Regions from separate parts of the Mus musculus genome. Here region 1 is linked to region 2. Evidence: chromatin loops called from intact Hi-C (ENCODE). Cell type or tissue: heart. All regions are shown on one strand. Each heading gives the region's core, and the rest is flanking DNA. Links, peaks and the distances in the headings are about the cores only.

Evidence for each region. Peaks named below come from ENCODE experiments on the same cell type or tissue, not always from the same donor. Only the 100,000 strongest peaks of a DNase experiment are listed, where the experiment ranks them.
Region 1: a loop joins it to region 2, with 2.1 times the contacts of the local background. A loop is called at or near these places in 2 of 42 quality-filtered maps.

The regions. Positions count from the first base shown.
Region 1 is chr7:37,618,992-37,628,514 of GRCm38, reverse strand. The region is part of intron 3 of Zfp536 (zinc finger protein 536); the gene reads left to right. Among named protein-coding and RNA genes, the nearest start is that of 4930505M18Rik, 46 kb to the left of the region's middle. In heart, for the core only: no CTCF peak of the experiment used is centred there; no DNase peak of the experiment used is centred there; H3K4me3 peaks cover 1,328 bases; H3K27ac peaks cover 736 bases; H3K27me3 peaks cover 4,422 bases.
Region 2 is chr7:37,739,921-37,749,443 of GRCm38, reverse strand. The region is part of intron 1 of Zfp536 (zinc finger protein 536); the gene reads left to right. Among named protein-coding and RNA genes, the nearest start is that of Zfp536, 25 kb to the left of the region's middle. In heart, for the core only: no CTCF peak of the experiment used is centred there; no DNase peak of the experiment used is centred there; H3K4me3 peaks cover 250 bases; H3K27ac peaks cover 629 bases; H3K27me3 peaks cover 586 bases.

The DNA.
Region 1 (9,523 bases), core at 499-8,498, 120 kb after region 2:
GCCACCTCTTTGTTTTTTAAATATTAACGTTGTATTGGGATAGTATTTTTGGAGTAAAAACCTGTGGCACCAGAGGATAAGTGACATAAACAAAGGCAGCTGGGCTTCATGAAATAATGGAACAATAAGGCCCTTGCAGCCGCTCTCATCTCTCCAGTATGTTAATTAGCATTCTGTTGTGGCCGCAACACTGAAAACATGTAATCTGTATTGGTGTACAGTACAGCTGTGAACACGCATTCTTTTTTGTGAGTCCCTGGAGTTAGCCTTGCCATTGGCATATGCATTTGGGCCAAAAGTCAAACCATCACCACTAAAATAGCACACTATAGCGGCAAAATGTCATTTGTCTTTTCTTATTTTTTTTTCCTTCCCTCAATGCCACATGCTCTCTCCAGTGATGTAATCCAGTCTCACTGCATCTGCCTCTCTGCTCTATTTTTGCAGAAGGATGGCGGGTGGGATGATGTGTGTGTGTGTGTGTGTGTGTGTGTGTGTGTGTGTGACAGACAGAGAGACAGAGACAGAGACAGAGAGACAGAGACAGAGAGAATAGAGTATGAGGAGTTAAAAGACCATGGTCCCCAAAAGCCAAGTTGAAAATTCAATGCTTTCTCTGTGCATGATTTATTTTTAAATGTATACCTATAAGCGTGCACACGCGAGCGCACACACACACACACACACACACACACACACACACACACCATGTATATTTTTCATTTCTGTAAATTTACAGATCTTTCTTAAGTGTCATGGAACATACAATAATTTGTAACATCAAGGCTTATAGGATAATGAGACCCACAGAATGGAATCTCAGGAAACTTTATTTATCAGTTGTTTATACTCAAAGTATAGTTCAGTACCTTCGTTCGTATAATACCCACTTAGGGGTGCAACCCATCTTACAGCTAGAGAAACTAAGGCTGAACCATGGTACAAGGATGGGACCTGCTTGTAGAGCCCATGGGTCCAGGCCTAGAGGCAGAGGGAGTAGAAGCAGCTGGCCATTCTGAAGGAAGAGGTAGGAACCAAGGAACAGAGGAAGCAGGGAGAGGGTGGGCAGGGAGAAAGGTCCTTTTGCTAGAAGGTGGTTCTGCAGGAACTAGACCCTGGTACCTCCCTGGTGCCAGCATTAGAACAGGGAGGCCTGGCATGAGCCTGCAGAAGGCAGCTTCAGCATTTTTATCACATGGGCTGCATCGACCTACAGCCAACGCTCTGCTCAGAATCTCACCTGCTAGAGTTTGGCATCAAAAGTAGAAATGGCAGTACTCACTCAAGTCTCTCTGTTCCCACTGAGCTTGTATGAGCACAGGCATGCGTATGAGGCTTATATGAGCACTCACGTGCGCAAAGGTGTGTGGGTGTGAGTCTCCCCAGCCAGCACACACTCCCACTTGCCTCCACAATGGCCTTATCTCTTCATGAAATAAATTTTGACCAACGATTAGATTGCCTAGCTCTTTGAATTGATCTTCTTCTCTGATAGGGATCGTCTGGTAGTTAACCCCCATCCTCCATCATCCTCTTTGCTTTCTCCCATTTGATCTGGTGACAATTCCAAAAAAGATTAAAACAAAAGAAAAAAAAAACACATATAAGAAATAAAAAAGAAAAAAAAATACCAAAACCAAACCTACCTGAGTTTGAAGTCACTTTCAGACATTCTGGGCCAAGCTGCTTATTTCTTTCTGAAAGACGAGAATAGATACTTGGCTTTACAGTTTTTTCTTTTTATCTGACTCAAACTGGATTGGAAAATTACCCCTGCCACACAGAGAAGGCAGCCTGTGGGTCAGCTGATTCAGTTTGGTTCTGTTCAGACTGTGAAGGGATCAGATGGTCTGGTGATTTGGGAGTGAGTTTGTCCACTTGGTAGTGGCTAGGTTAAAGGTTAATGGCTATATATGTATGTATATGTATGTGTATGTGTATGTGTATCTATCTATCTATCTATCTATCTATCTATCTATCTATCTATCTATCTATCTATCTATCCACACACACATATATATATCACTTTAGTAGAGAAGACTTTTTCTCACTTAGGCTTTGGGGCCTGCTAAAATCTCAATGCTGTCATTCCTCTGGCCTTTTCTGGTGAGGCTGACGCTGTGGTTTCCTTTTTCCTCGAAATCCACACATCCTCCATTGGTTAATGGCTCTTTAAATATTGAAATGCCTGGCAACACAACACAAAATAAAATAAAACCCAGCCTGTCAAAGAAATAAAAACAACAGCAACGAAAATGTTGGTATCTCTTAGAATTTGTCTTCCTGGCCGTAAAAGTATATAATTAATAGGAGAATTTTCTTCCAGATGTGGCTATACTATAATAGAGCCTTATAAACGCTACAGAAAGAAAAATTGCTGGGAAGGAAGGCGTCCTCAATGAGAGCACACCTGGGCCTGACAAAGATTGCATTTAGGGACTGCTGTGCCTATCACAACGCAGAGAGCGACCAAGTCCAGGGAGCAGCTGGAGAGAAAGCCCCGCAAATCTGCATGCAAATAGCAGCATATTGTTAACTTAATCAGATGCCTAGGAAAGGATGCGCCAGAACGCCTAGGATGATCTACACACACTCAGAGGCAGAGCTGAGCTGCCATGGGCAGCAGTGGGGCGCTGGGGCTGCCCACTCTGAGCAAGGTGGACCCCTCCCAGCCCCAGCTGTCACCCCCACCCTGCAAGGCCTTCAACTCCTGTAACACACAGTGACCCCCCTCTGCTCTTTGGAAAGACAGACACCATCTACTATATAGTTAGATTAGATGGAAGCCTCATTATTATTATTTTTAATTATGGCATAGGTATGGGAGTAATTTCTCGCCCAAGTATGCAACTCCAATTAAGTAATATTTCTGCTTAAATATCCGGGTACATGAGGATATAAAATACAAGCCTGGAAGTATATAAAGAAATAATTTTTTTATTATTATTAAAAAAGGGGGGAAGCATCTGCCTACTGATTGAAATGCTCGGCATAAATAATACCTTAAGAAATGTAAAACACCTGTTATATTTACATTTTATATATTTTTACGAATAGTAATGAAAATAGATATATTTTATATTTCCTCCATCTTTGAGTCTAGCACCATAAAAAAATAAAAAGTAATGCTATTTAATCACCCACAGCTTAATAGTGCCTTAGTTGTTTACTGCCACTGTACTAATTGTTCTGTACTAATGTGTTTTTCTGTGATATCCAGTAGTGCTAAGAGAACGGAGATCTATAACCAATTAAATATAGTGTTTTGTATGTTAAAAATATATCTGGGGAGGCTAGAAAAGGAACAGAAGCCGCCCTTAAGCAAGGCGCGTTGGCACCGTGTCGGCGCCCAGCAGAAGGTGCCCGCACTGCCTCTTTTGCGCAAAGACAAAGGGGGTAATTTTTTTGGCAAGAAAACAAACCCCAAGAAAACACAACAAACTGAGTGTTTCCTTTTTTTTTTTTTTTTTTTTCCTTTCCTTTTGGCCCCCCTCCTACAACTCCTCAGGCTGTTTCTGGCCTCTCTCCGCAGCAGGGAGAGGTGGGTTGTGGAGCCAGGCAAGGGTAGCAGCCCCGCTACCCTGAGCCCCCTGCAGGTCCTGCGGGGGAGGAAGACTGGCCCCGGGCCCAGCGGGGTTCTGCGGCCATAAGCCTGAAGAGCGTAGCATTCACACGCAGGCGGCCCTGGGCACAGGGTTAATTGAGGATCATTGTTGGTTCTAACAGGAGCGGGGTGTCGTGGGTTGAGGTGGGGGTGGGGGGTGGGCGGCGGTGAGAGGGGGTGAGGGGAAACTTGTAGGCGCGGCCCTTGCAGAGAGAGAGAGAGCAAGGTGATGATGGGGAAACCAGACATAACAGCATTCATGCAATTACCAAAGACTCTGGGAGTGACCAGAAAAACGCCGCTTGGGTCCGGGATGTGTGTGAAGGCCAGCTCACGGGTCACACTCACTCACACAAACACGCGCGCACGCGCGGACACACACACACACACACACACACACACACACACACACACACAGACACGAACAGACATACAGACGCACGCGCGCGCGCACACACACACAGACGCACACACACACACACACACTCACTCACGCGTACGTTCACTGGCACGACGCCCGGTGGCTCCCGGTGGCGCTCGGTGGCAAGGCGGCCTCGCGATCTCACGCTGCCCTCATCCGCCGCCCGCCCCGCCGCCTGCCAGCCGGCCCCAGCCCGCGCCCGGGCCCCGCCGAGCGGCCGCACTTCACCTTACGGAGGGGGAGATAATGAGATCAATTAGAGGCGCCGTCACCGCGCCGAGACAGCTGCTGGTGCATAGTAATCACCGCGGGGCTCCCAGCTACCTGCGCACAGCACCGCTGCACCGCGGGTCCCTCCCTGTTCCACACTGCTTGGCCTTGGTGCCCTCCTGTCACCTTCTTCTGGAACTTGCTCTTTAGATAGCCTGGGATGTTCAAGAGCAAAGCCAGCCGTTGTGACAGAGTGCACATGCTTGTAGTGTGACAGTGTGTGGACTTGAATTTGCACACCGGTGTGGATGCCAGGGAGAATAGAATGAGCATCTGTCACTGTGCCTGCTGGTGTGTGCTCCTGAGTGCTGGCATCCTGTGCACTTGGTGGCCTAGAGAGTTGTAGGTGTGTGTGTGTGTGTGTGTATGTGTGTGTGTGTGTGTGTGCAGTTGAGGTTAATGGTGTGCACAGGACGCCCCTATATATATGTTTTATGAGGTTTGTTCTTGTAGGTAGCCTGGGAGGTCTAGACCTGTATGTATGTCGTGAGTGACACATGAATGGAAGTATGTGTATGGGTCCATGCACATGCCAGGTGGGCATCATACCCTTTTCCTTCCCCATGCTCTATGGTGCTCAATTGAAGGCCAATTGTTTGCTAAGTGAGAACCAAGTGCCATGTGCCTGTGACTCACAACTTGAACACTCTTGATATCCCTCACCCCCAAACCTACCTATTTGTCTACTATGGCAGTGGTTCTTGGCCACCATGCAGATCTCTGCTGTGTCTCTTCAGGTCTGAGGGCTCATCTTTGTGGCTTCTGTTTGATTCTACACTTCAAAAAGGCCCGATTTCAGAAGCAGTGGGGATCTCCCATCTGAGTACCGTGTGCCCTTCACCCATCACTGGCCAGTAGAGGTAGAGTCTCTGAAGGGCCAGAACATCAGGTTCTGCCTCAGATACTCATTAGCACCTTCATGGTGTTCAGGTTGGCCTTTGAGAGTGCTTTTTGTTCTTGACAGTGGTTGAGCAGGACCAGTGCTAAGAAAACAAAATTGGTCAGGGTCAAGAGGTAGGCAGACTTACAGCAACAGTCCTCCTGACCTATGGAGTATTTGTGGAGAGCCCCTACCCAGTGGATACACCCCTAAGCTGAATAAAAGCAACTTTCTATTTAAGTGCCTTTACTATGATGTTTAATTCCAAAATTAGGCCCAACCAGAGCCTGAAGATGGCTGGATAGCTTGTCAGGGGGTGAATCTGCTAGCCTGGACAGGACACAGCAGCATGAAGCGAATAAGAGGTGATTTAAAACTTACAAATTGTCTGCTCCTGGAATTTCCCATTCAATATTTTCGGGCCACTTTTGACTATGTCTGACAGAAATCTTAGAAAGCACACCTGCTATAATATAAACTGTGGAGGCAGCTAACTCCAGGCAAGTCAGGTGCTCCTTCCTCAGAAGGCCCCCAGGGACCACTAGACCCACCAAACGCCCCTCGGCAGTCACTCTAGGGTTGTCCAGCTGAATTTCCTCGTGGCACCCCCTGCGGATTTCATCCACTCATCTGACTTCTGCTACCTCCCTCATGGTGCATGTGCCTCATGAGGCCAGGACCTTGCTATTATGTCACTTACCACCCAGCTCATTATACACGGTGATCCCTCTGTGAATGGCCAGCATATCTTGAGGCATCTACTACTCAGGTGCCCGAGGGACTCATAATCCAGTCACAGAGGGGATACTGAGGGCATGGCCACACATAGAGGCATGGCATGGACATGCCAATCTTGAGGTAGGGACCCAGGAAAGGGATAGAGGATCTCTGGAATACTGTGACCAAGAGATGTGTCCCAATACTGGGCACAGACATGAAGAAGAACACATCACTGAGGTAGAAGAGCCCAGGCAGGGAGGGGCAGCAGGCTTTCCTACCAGGCATAGGGTCCTTGAAATCAGCCTTCAGTCTCAGTAGCTTCAGATGTGACAGGGTCCTGCATGTTTTCTACTTGAGCTCTATTTACAGGCCAGGACCCATATATGGATTGTTTTGGTGTTCAAGTGCTACCCCCTTTCTGACTGTATCCTTTGTAGGCCCCAAGTCTAACTTCAGCCCCTTTGTGGACCATGAGATGTCTTTCAGCTCATGACTTGAGAGGCTCAGAGGCCAGCACTGATACTGCTAAAAGCATATAGAACCCAGCCTCATCTTAGCTTTGGGACTTTGACATATTCTGTGTCTAATGACATGGTTGTGTGGCTTATTGGGGTGGCTTGGTTGTGTCCCAACTGCTAGCAAGATCTCAGTAAGCTTTTGAAGTTCCCCATAGATCTACTTATCCCTCCTGAGGTCTCTGCTTGAGTCTTCATCTCTCTGACTCATTCTTTACACCAGCCTGAATAGGTCCACACTCAGGGACCATCAGAGAGGGAGGTGAGGAGTTTGGGAGTGGTGACAAGACCCTATGAAAAGAAGCCATGTAATGTCTGTTACTGGTTGTCCATACCATCTTGGGTCTCTCATGGGGGACAGATGTTCCACCAGGAAGTTGGTGATTTCAAGTTCCCCCAGCCTCCTGAGGGCCTATTGTGAGCCAACCACATTCTGTTGTTGCTGCTAGGGATACAGATTTTGGTCCTTGTCCCACCTGTCTCAGTGACTTTGGCAGTCTGGGTTTCTCAGAGCCTTGAGCGTTATATCAGTTAGGGTTCTCTAAAGGAACAGAACTGATAGAATGAGAATATCTATATCTAATCTATAACCGATCTACATATGTACATATATATACTATACATATACATACACATACACATACACATACACATACACATACACATACACATACACATACACATACACATACACATACACATACACATACAGATACACATACACACTCACACACTCACACACACACACACACACACACATACACATACACATATACATATACATGGAATATGTATATATGGCTAATTTTATGTCAACTTGACACAAGCTAGAGTCATCTGGGAGGAGGAAACTTCAGCTGACAAAATGCCTCCACAATATCAGGCTGCAAGCAAGCCTGTAGGGCATTTTCTTAATTAGTGATTAATGGGGGAAGGCCAGTCCATTGTGAATGTGGCCACTCCTACATTGGTGGTTCAGGGTTCTATAAGAAAGCAGGCTGAGTAAGCTAGAGGGAGAAAGCCAGTAAGCAACATCCCTCCATGGCCTCCACATCAACTCCTGTTGGTCTTGACTTCCTTCGATGATGAAGTGTGATGTGAAAGTATAAGCAAAATAAGTTGCTTCTGGTTATGGTATCTCATCACATCAGTTGAAATCCTAACACACACACACACACACACACACACACACACACACACACACACACACACACACACAAATTTATTAGGCTGGCTTCTGGCTGAGATTCATATACTCTGACAGTGGCTAGTCGCATGGAAAGGGCCAGAATCCAATAGTTGTTCAGTCCACAGGAATGGGTGGGTGATCTCAGCTCCTGGAGAGCTGCTGATCTTTGGTCTTAATTGGAATCCCAAAGAAGTAGGTTCTAATACCAGCAATAAATAGAGCGTCTCCATAACAAGATAAACTACCAATGAGAATGAGGGCAAGCAGGCTTCAACTAGGAGTGGTCCAGGTTTAGGATGAATCTTCCCACCTCAAATGATCTGATTAAGATTATCCCTAGGTATGTAGGTGTGCCCAGCATCTTGAATTTTAGGTGATTCCACATATAGGTAAATTGATAGCTAAGATCAGAGTCAAGGTTTGAAGAGTGGGAAAGAGGTATGGCTCTAGCTCAGGTTATAGAAGCAGCTAGGGTTAAGATGTAAGCAGTTACCTGACATCCTGTGAATATAGCTAGAGAGAGGAAACCATCTACATATCCCAAGCATGGAGTTCATGGATTCTTCTGAACAGAACTCACGTGACAATACTGAGGAAGAATATGGAGACAATGTCTTTTCCTCCTTTGTGTGGATGGGGCTCTCCACATTTGAGACTCAGGAGAGAGCTGAAAGGGTTCAATGTGCAGATCTTTTGCTGTGTGGCATTTTCCAGTGAAACAGGGCTTGCCTCTGCACTGACTGCAGCCCAGGACCCACACCTGGTCTCTTCCTTGAGCCCTCTAGGGCACACCCTCAGTATGCAGAGCACTATCTGCCGAGTCTTACTAGGGGATGAGGAAGGAAGTTGGAGAGGGGTCACACCACAGCTGGGAGGTCTGTGTGTGAGAAAGGGAGGCAGAGGTTCATGACTTAGGACTAGAGAAGGCAGGCCAGGTTTGGGGACAGGGAGGGGATGGTTGTTAAGCTAACTCATCAGGTAGAAGAGATGGAGGCTGGTGGGGTGAATGAAGAAGAGAGAGGTACCTGGGGTGAGGAACAATGGTTGGAACTGAATAGTTTGCTTCAAGCCAGGTACCATGCTCTGAGCCTTGCCTCATCTTACCCTCCAGAATCCTCTAGGAAGATGCTGCTGTTCTGTGGATGAATCATCTCTACCCTACTAAGGAATGGCCCATGGCATAGAGCTGGTCAATGAGACATTGAGAGCACAGGACAACATTCTCAAAGACTTAGTTATTCCTCATTTCCCCTACACAGATCCTCTCCATCAGGATGACCCTCAAAAGAAGAAGCAATCTCCCATACAGCCCTAGGTATGAGGGCATTCTTCAGGGGAAAGCCTTTTTCTAAAAATAGAAATTTCTTTTCTGCCAGCAGTCAGCCTTTTGTCTGTCTTTGTGGGGCCCAATTAGTCGACCGTGCCCCTAATTAGCCAGCCTGAGGCAGTACTTGTCGCCTGCATAGCAATTCACACGTGGAGCTAAGCGTTGCTGTGGCATGGTGTCATTCCTGGAAATGGGCCACCCCACCAAGTCACCTCACAATGTTGGGAACATTGGGGCCATCAACCACCAGGAACATGGCGGCCATGAAGCCACCACAGTCCGAGTTTTAAAAGGATTAAAAGGGGGTGGGCCTTTGAAGAATAGAAAGTGTGAATTCATTTATCACTCTATACCTCAACCGATGGAAGCAAAGGCTGGGGAAGAATTTGTTTGACACTCTATGAGAAAATTATGCTGTGGCCTTAGATGTGAGCTCCCTCAGACCGATAGGTGCCTTGCACTCTTAGAGTTTCAGCATTGATGTCCTCTCTTACCTTGAAAGGGTTATTTTATGAGGGCACAGAAGTTTCTAGATGTTCACCATTTTCTAGAAGACACACACCTGGCTGCTTCTTACTAGGGTCCAGCCCTGTGTCT
Region 2 (9,523 bases), core at 989-8,988:
CTTCCCGCTCACTTCTTGGTAATACGTTGGGAGCGGGGGGGGGGGGACATATTTTAAACGTTTTCTTGTCTGGGCAAAGGCCGGCCTCTCTGAATCGGCCCTCCTGCCAAGTTGATAAAATGTAAGGACATGCTCTCTATTGATTTTTAAAGGCAGCGCAGGACTCAACTGATAATCATAGGTGTGACCTGTGCTGTTTTGCAGGCAGACACAAGCAGTTCAGAGCCTTGTTGTGTGACTCTGATGTTTGGGGTATGCATTCTTTGAAGATTACTTCTAACGGGAGGCTTCCAAATCCTTAATTCACGATTCCGTCTCTTCCTGTGGTGTTTACATTCCACCATGGCAGAAGATCACTGTGAGAGAAAGAGATGAAAATGAGCTTCTAAGAAGGGCTTTCGTGCACGGGCCTCCTTCAAAGACCCCAGCCCTCTCCCCTCTTGTCATCGCTCAAGTCTGGGCTTCATCTCCAGGAACACAGGCATTAGTGCGCAACTGGAAGGGTTAGGATGCTGTGTTGGCACGCTGGGGATGAGCTCTTTGGGGCGCGGGGCTGCCTGAAGCGCGCTTGCGTGGGACTTTCGTCCGCCACACGGTTTTCGCAGGTCTAGTTAAGGAAGCGATTTCATCCCTTCTGGAAAGATCTTGCACGAATGTAGTTAGGGATTGATTTCACCCCTTTCTGGGATAATCCTGAGAAAGCAACTGATGTGGCTGGTAGACGTGGTAATGATAGGTGCTGAGAAGAGAGCCTGATACATTGAAAAGCCACTGAGTTTGGAGCGAGAGCTGTGGTCACATGTGATGGCTCTGGGTTTACTGACCTCTCCCAGATGTTCTGTTCGATCTTCTTTTGCATTGCTTCAGAAGGCACTAAAATGTACAGTGAGCGTAAGGACGACGTTAGACCAGATCTTTCCCAACAGGATTGATTCGGAGGTACAGACAGGTAGATCTGGGGCCACTGACATATCCTCAGGTCCCACATGGCTCTTGGGTGAAGGGTCCACCTTGGCCTTTGGCTGTGTATTCACTTTCTCATATAATGAGATGTAATTCACTGAAAAATGGAGAGCAGGGCCATATGGACTTTTCAGGACATTTTTGACCTGCCTCCTTAACATTCTACTTCCTATTGAAGGCCCAGTTTAGTTTTAAAATTAAAACATAAAGCACTATTTCTTGGGAGTGCATCCTAAAGGTTCTGTTGGCCCTGGCTGGCTCTGGTACTGCACCACGTTCCAGGTTCTCTCAGGGTCTGTAGGTTCCTCTGGGGAATGATGGAGACAGATTCCAGAGTATGGAGAGGCCCAGAAGTATGTGCCATGGGATGGAGCATTGCGGATATTACTTCCATCTACTTCACAACAATATCATGCAGGTTCATTAAAATCAACTTCAGTTCGTTTATGTTCTGTCCCCCACTTGTGTGGAGCGATGCAGGGATACATGCCTCCCTTATTTCTGAGTAAGTCGACATATTTATACCCACCTGTGAGGTTCGTGGCATCTACGGTGGGGCCATCAAAGATGGAGCATAAAAGGGACCTGGTAGGAATTTGACTATGTCTGCCTGACAAACATCTGTAGTGATGGAGGTGCAGACAGACAGACAGACAGACAGATCACTGCTCATCCTGCCTCGGTGAATTCTGTGGCATTTATGACTCCGTGTGGGGACATTGGAAGTGTGGGATGGTAATGAGGGGAGCATGGAGGGCGTGTCTGATTATTTTAGAAAGTTTGTGTGAGTCTCATAAAAATAATTCCACTTTAACTCCATCTGTCTCATGGCACTTTAAAGAGGATGGGGAGAGACTGGAAAGGATGACGACAGTGGTGGTGGCAAGAAGCTACAGATCTAGAGGGACGGTCCTGCCCCTGCGGGATTCTCACTCCCCTGCACCCTGAGTGTATTGGTTTTTGATGGCCTAATTGGTACAGGGAGACCCTTGTGGTGGAGTGAAGAAGGCTTCTAGCTGGTGTTTCTAGAGGGCAGTGTGAATGATAAATACTGTTAATATTCAGAAGGAAGAATCGATTTAAAAAAATGTGCCTTTGATTCACTAATCTCTGACATTGAGACATTTTTTTTGAAGTCCGTTGCTATAATTAGATTCTATAAGCCATTTTATGCCTCTATCAAAATTTTAAGAGACATAGAAAATTTAAGTTTTTTTTTTTTTCTGGGGGTCTGGGCTGACAATTCGTCAAATCAATATGAATGATTATGCAGTGGCTTCTGTGTGGGACCAGGGACAGCTTTCCTGATGCTGCCCAGCAGGCCCCAGCCTGGATATTAAGGACTGCTGGTGGATCATTTCTGCCTTGTTTTAGCTTGCTCTTCTCTGCTGAAATGTGGGGGCAAGAAGTGACCAGGTCTGTCATTAGGAACTGGACTGTGTCCTTACTGCCAGTGGTGCTAGTGTGTCCTGGCTGGCTATGGGAAGGGAGGAGACAGGGAGGCTGGGTCACTGGGGACCAGTGGAAGGACACCAACAGCTTTCGATGGGCTCAGGAGAATTGTGGTAGGGCTTCAAGACAGGCAACCGGTAGACAAGCACTGGGAGAGAGCCCTTCCTTAGTCCTGCGGAAGGCAACAAGGTTTCAGCAGATTAGTGAGTCAGAAGAGACAATAATCTTAACTTTTCTTTAACCACCTCCTCCCTAAAGCAGAAGCTCTCCTTGGCGGGGGGGGGGGGGGAGAGGAAGAAAGATCAGTGTGCAGAGAAGACTGATTTAACCACAGTTGAAAAGGGGGGGGGCATGTCACGGAGGCCCTGTGACGATTAGCGTGAAGACGGCTGTACTTTAGCCGGCCTGAAACTTGTTCCTAACAGAATGTTAAAGACCCAGTGAAAAGAGAGATTACGTCTATCTAGTTACACCACTCCTTGATATATGCTCCATGTCACAGCCTCATTGTCTCCTGGGTAAAGACAGAGAGCTCAAATGCCCACTATCTCTCCCCTGGTGCTCCAAACGCTCGGCTTTGAAGTTTTTATAATCCATCTGTCATCTTCTAGCGAGGAGGGCACATGTTCTCTACCACTCAATTACAGAATTCTCCTTTGCCAGCTCCAGTGAGACAGGCAAGAATGTTATGGGTGGTTGAGAGAAACTGTCAGATACACTAAATTCCTGGGATTCATACGGGCAGTGTTATTCCAGGGTAGGGACAGCCTGTCTTATTGTTCAAGTGCATTACAGATACATTTGGCATTGGGCTACAGAGCCTTTGATCCAGCCTCACCGCCCCCCCCACTCCCGTTTGAGAGCCTTGTCTTACATTTGATTGTTCACATTTGAAAAAAAAAAAAAAGAATCATTTAACCCTCCACTGGAATGTGGATCCTGAAATGCAGATTGAAAAGATGACATTTGTTTTTGCTAACAAGAAGCGGGCAGCCCAACTGTGCCGAGCTTGGAAAGTCAGAGCGATTTATTTTCACTTTGATGAAATCAGATCTCTTAAAAAAAACAAAAACAAAAAAAAAAACACAAAACTGCCTTGGGTTTGTTAAGAATGGCAACTAGAGGCAGCCGGAACATCATGCATGGGATGGGTTTTATCATTCTGTAAACAGACATCCTGAGCACCTATTAAATGTTCTGCTGTCTGCAGAGAGTGGAGAAAGTTACCTTGGATGGGATGGTCTTGAAAATGGACAGTTGTGTTTAGGGACAATCTACCTTGGAGTGGTTGGTGTTGCTAGAAGTCCTGTTAACTTCTCAGTCATAGAGTCACGGGTGGTTAAATTCGTTGTCTTATGTGAAATGAGTTTGATGATCTCGGCTTAGCCTCTAGTGGGTATTAATTCACATTATGAAATATCCCAGAATAATTTAGCACCGTGTGGCATAATTTGCATTTTTACTCAAGACCGGGGCAATGGTGGATCTATTCTTTTAGTCTATTCTATGCAAAGAGGCCAGCTCACATTGGTGGCTTTCATGGTGATGGTTTGTGGGACTCGCTGCTAATAATTTGTGGGGAGCAGATGGCATAAGATCTTGGGCATAATAAGACTTTGCAGCTTGGGCTCTGAAACTTAACAAGACATATTTGCAGAGATGCAGTTGCAGTTGAGGTGAGCTCTAGTTTCATAACTCCGCCCAGCAGTGATGTAGCCTGGATGTACGTGCCATCTCACAGACACATATGTGACCCTAAAGAAATACGTGTTGGGATGGAGGCATTCGATGGGTGGACTCTGTGCGCCCCACACTCTATAAAAGAATGTCTTCCCTTTACCAACCACAGAGGGTTTCCAGAAAGGCAAGATACTATTACAGTAATTAATTTAGTGAAACTTCTTAAATCTGATCTTCTGTTCAAACTAATAATGGGAGGATGGGGCGGCTCGATGTCGTTAATTGAAATCTGGAGACAATAAAAAAAATGTCTTTTTGCAACTTCAATACAGCAGTCTGGAACTGTCGGGTCAGGCTGTGAACCAATTTTCTTCTCATTACTTTTGATTTTGGAGTCAATACAAATTTCATCAGTGATTGTAGGGTGCAGGTCTCCGTCTGCACGGCCCCTGTCATGGGAGAAGATGTGTGCGTGGTTGAAAGATTTACAGAAAGCTCTTCTGGAGAGGCTGGACAGGGTAGGAAATGCTGAAGCCTGTGGCCTCCCTTGCCATGGCTCTCGGACCCGCAAAGCTCATAGCCTGCGAGCTGGGGCTGGGGAGTGGGGAGCTGGTGGCTGCCTCTACTTCCTTCCTTTTGGACATTTTCTTCTTTGCTCCCTCTAAGCCTAACTTTCTCTCCGGCCCCCCATTTATATCTCTCCCTTCAACTTACAGATGTGTACAGAGTATTCCTGCGACTCACAGAATTCCAGTCCCCAAGGTAACTTAATTGCAGGACACAGGCTCAACTTTGCAGGACTTGCTGACATTTTGAACACATTCTGAGCCAAGAAGTCTTTTGTGTGGAAATGTGTACCCGGGGTGTACCACGTGACTCCTCATTTTGCCTGTATGGGATTTGCATCTTTGCAAGTCATAGGATCAGCCCATCTATCATCAGATATTGGCCTAACTGGACATTTTTTACGAGCCCAGTTTGCTATTTATGTTAAAAGCAATTCGCAGCAATGCCCTGTCTTCGTGATTCGGTATTGGCAATAGCGACGTATGTTTAATCACATTTTCCATGAGTAATTATCTAATTCACATGATTACCAATATAAAACAGGCAAATGGAACAGGGGTTTAACTCCATCCTGCTTGGGTGGTGACACAGGCACACTGAGGGACCTGGGTGAGTGGAGCATTTGTGAGTTCTGTTTTGCCTCTGCTGTATCGTGGAGATTTTTATTAACAAGCCTTTTGAAGCTGAGCTTGAGGAAGAGAGAGAGGCTATTTGGAAGTCTGTGATAATGCAGTTTGAGGTTCACTCTGTCTGCGTTCTTTGCGTTCGGGGCTGTCCTTTTTGAAGATTTCCGGTAGACGGAGGTCACATTTTTTATTCATGTTGAAAAATATTCATTTATCAGTATTGGTGCAACTGTAAACAAGCGATAACCCGCGAACATCTACAACAGTAAAACTGACAGCATTTGCTTTAATTTTCTGTCATTTTGGTAATTATATCAATCAAGACCCAAAACTAAAATGATATTTTAGCATGCAGTAAGAAATGAGGAATTCAGATCTTAAAAGACCATTACAATTAGCTTTGAAATGTTCGCCATTTTACCATAATTGTTTCATATAGCTTATATGTCTTCATTTACAGCCGAATATTCTGTTGATCTTTTATAAACAAAGTAGCACCCATCTGCTCCTTGAGACACTCCTGGCGCCTATTCATTGCAAAAATAATACATGTCCTAATGACTTCCACATATTTTGAAATCTCCCTTTTGAAATTGGACTTGGCAGATCGTTTGCAGGTACTTGAGTTGCATCTGTTTGCAATTTTGCAAACGCGGAAGACTTTAATGTTGAGCGCTGCAAGAGGGCTATTTTAATCCTCAGATAACATTGGCTGTCATCAAAAGCCACATTTATCTTTTCGAAGGTGGGGCAAATGTTTAATGTTAAAAGACAGTGAAAGGCCAAGGCCAAGTCTGAGGCCTGGGTTACCCCACTTTCGAACGCTGCTCCTTCCATGGTCTCTCCGTGGTCTTCTTTATCTTTTTTTTTTTTTTTTTAATTTAAGTTTTAGCTCCGTCCACACTGCCAAGAGGATGTTTTTGCTGATAGAATGAAAGATCAGGAAGAGAGTAAATCTGAAATAATTGTGAACTCCTGGCTCTCGGGCTCATTACCACCATGTGGCTAGCAGCTGACCAGCTTGGGGTCGACTCTGTTTACAGTGAAGAACTAAACAGAGTGGCGCAGGGGAGTGCCCGACTTGAATGTAGAAGAAGGCTTGCCTCCCAGGGCAGGCTGCCACTCTTTAGGAGGGACGGCAAACCCTGCAAGGCCAGGGTCTGGTCAGCTAGCTGGTGAGGCCCATCTTTGAATGGACGCATCTTTAAATGCATGCTTGGTAAAGGCATCTGGGTAGGTATTTGTTTCTTTGTGTAAACCCTGGAGCTTGAAACCAGTCAGCGAGTGTCTCTTCTTCCTGTCTCTGAGTGAAGCATCCTGTTGCTGGGACCTCAGAATGGAGAGAGAGAGAACAAAACGCTTCCCGCCCTCTGTATTCCCTCTGAGCCTCACTTGGATCTACCTACCGTGTGGGGGGCTTTTCCTGGTTGACCATTTGCCTGTGAAATTTCTCATCAGAGGACAAGAGGTAGGCTGTTTGGGTCAGACAGAAGTAGTTGGCTATGGGAGTATGACCAGCAACTGGTAACAGAAAGGACTTTTTAAAGACAAAGCTGACTCCATCTTCCTGGTGAACTGAGCAATGTCTGCATCTCACTCATCTGGCCCTGGAGGCCAGCATTGACATAAGCGAAGGGAAGCATTTCAAAGACCTTTCTGGAAAAAAAAAGTATCTCATAATAAAGTGTATATTGTAGGGTTTTGCACAGTTCATATATAGTTGGAAATGCCTTTGGGATGGAAGAGTCTACTAGAACCAGAGAGTGTCCTGGTTTTCTTAGTAGGTCAGTATCATTGGATAGATGAATGGTTGATAAATGTCCGTGTTTGTGTTATTAGTAGCTTGTTGAAGAACAAGTTCTATTCTAAATTTTCTTTTCGCCGTTGTTCTTGTGTACTGTAGCATTAAAGGCGCCTAAGACTTCTGGGATAAATCTTTTTTACTTTAATTTTTAGTATTTTGAGAGCTTAATACATGAGTACCATATTCATGTCATTTCTACTTTCTCTTGCCCCTCTCTAGCTCCTCCCATGTTCCCCCAACTCCCTCTCAAATTTATGACCTTGTCTTTAATTATTATTGTTTTACACACACACACACACACACACACACACACACACACACACACACACACACACACACACACAAACACTCTGTTGCTCTTATGTATGTATGCTTAGGGCTGACCACTTGGGATTGAATAAGCTATGGGGGTTCATCCTTGGAGGACAATGACTGTCTCCTCTCTTAGCAACCATTAATTGCCTGTAGCTATTCATCTAAGGCTTAGGCTTTGTCAGATTCCCTCCATCCACTTTGGAACGCCAAGTGGTATTGTCACTGTGCTGGTCTTATTTAGGAGACCACATTGATGGGATGTCATGGGTGTAGCTTTCCTGTCATAGGTAGAAGACACCATCGCACTGTCCATATCCCGGTCCTCTGGCTCCTACAATCTTTCCACCCCCTCCCCAAATGTTTCTTAAGTTTTAGGTGTGAGGGTTGTGCTGTAGCTGTACCAACAGAGGATGAGCACCCACAGTCGGGTGTTCCCTGCATTTTGGCTGGCTGTGAATTTCTGTGGTGGTCTCCATCTACTGTCAAACGAAGATTCTTCGATGACCGTGCGAGCTGCTGTTTATCTGGGGCTAGTCCTGGGAGCTGCTGGGTAAACCTAAGGGAAACCGGGAACAGTTCAGAGTCCCTTGTCTCGTTTTATTTGCAGCTCTGGGGAGAGGGGGTGGTGAGGCGCACAGAGTGGGAACTGGCATCCGACGTTTTTGCTTTTTCTGCGTCATTTATATTCTGATGCTCTCATATCTGGGTGATTACACTTTAAAGAGAAGAGACCTCACACTCCTCAGAGGATCAGAAATCTCATGTTACCAGAGTGATACAGTGGGGAGCAGAGGAGCGGGTCTCTGTCCATACAGTGGCAGGGTCCTGAGAAGAACACAAGGGATGATTTTCCAAGTGGTAACCTGGTTAGAGGGGGGCAGAGGTCACATGGCAACTGGTTAGAAATGCAAATTCACATGCTTCTGCAGTCAGACTCGTGGGGCCTCTGGTGATCTGGCCTGTGTGTGAACTAGCCACCGCCCCCACCCCGAGGTTTCTGATGCACGCCCCAGGGTGAAACTGACAGCCTCAGAGTATATAAAAGAGGGTGGCTTTTCCCCACCAGCTCACTGCTTGATTGCAAGATATTGCAAAACGTAGAGCTGACTGACATCTTAAATATCGTATGCATGCGTGAACTCTGGGGGAGTCCTGCTTTCTGTATTGCAACAGGTCAACATCAGAGTGGCTGATCTGTGACTTCTGCATCCTGTCTCATGTGGTGTTAAGCATCCCTCTGTTCATACTGGGGAGGGATGGCTGTTGTTACTGACGTGCAGCAAACACCCATGTTTCATAGAGTCCCCACAGTTACTTGTTTGAACTTTGCATGTGGGGAAGGAAGACTCTCATCAGGATGGAGGTCATGTCAGTGCAATGTGGGATAGAAGCTATTGTTCTGTGATTGGGAGGCGTGGGCAGGAAGGGTTACTGGTGGAAACAGGAGGCTGGCCACCCCTAACATCTTGGCCATTTGCTTTCTTTCTTTGTCATTTAAAAGCTGTTGTTGTTATTATTATATTTGTATAGGCATTTTGTCTGCATGTATGTCTGCATCACATGTGTGCAATGCCTGCAGAGGCCAGAAGAAGGCATCAAATCTCCTGAAAACTGGAGTTATACATGGTTGAGAGCCACCATGTGGGTGCTGGGAATCAAACCTGGGTCCTCTGCAAGAGCAGCCAGTGCTCTTAATTGATAAATCCCTTACTTTTTGCAACTAGAACTCTCTTGACTATGACTGATACTTTTAGTGGTAAATTCAAGATGGAATGGTAATACAATTCATTGGCTATTCACTCTCAGGCTATTGAGGATTTTTCTCTGGACTGGGAAATGATAAGGGGAGGAGATAACTCTTTATTAGGAAATTATGGCTTGACAATCAGCCATGGCTGCTATATTTAAGTCCCTGGTGAGTCCACAAAGCTTCAACTGCAGAGAAGGACCAGCCAGCTTGGGCAGTGGTGACCTGTCCTCAGTACCTCTAGATTCAGTCCTGTCCCAGGGACACTGAGACCCTCTGCATAGACCATAGGGTCCCTGGCTTGTCTCATCTACGTAATTCTCAGGGGTACTGCTGAGGTCTTTCCAAGTGAGACTTGAAATGTGTTAG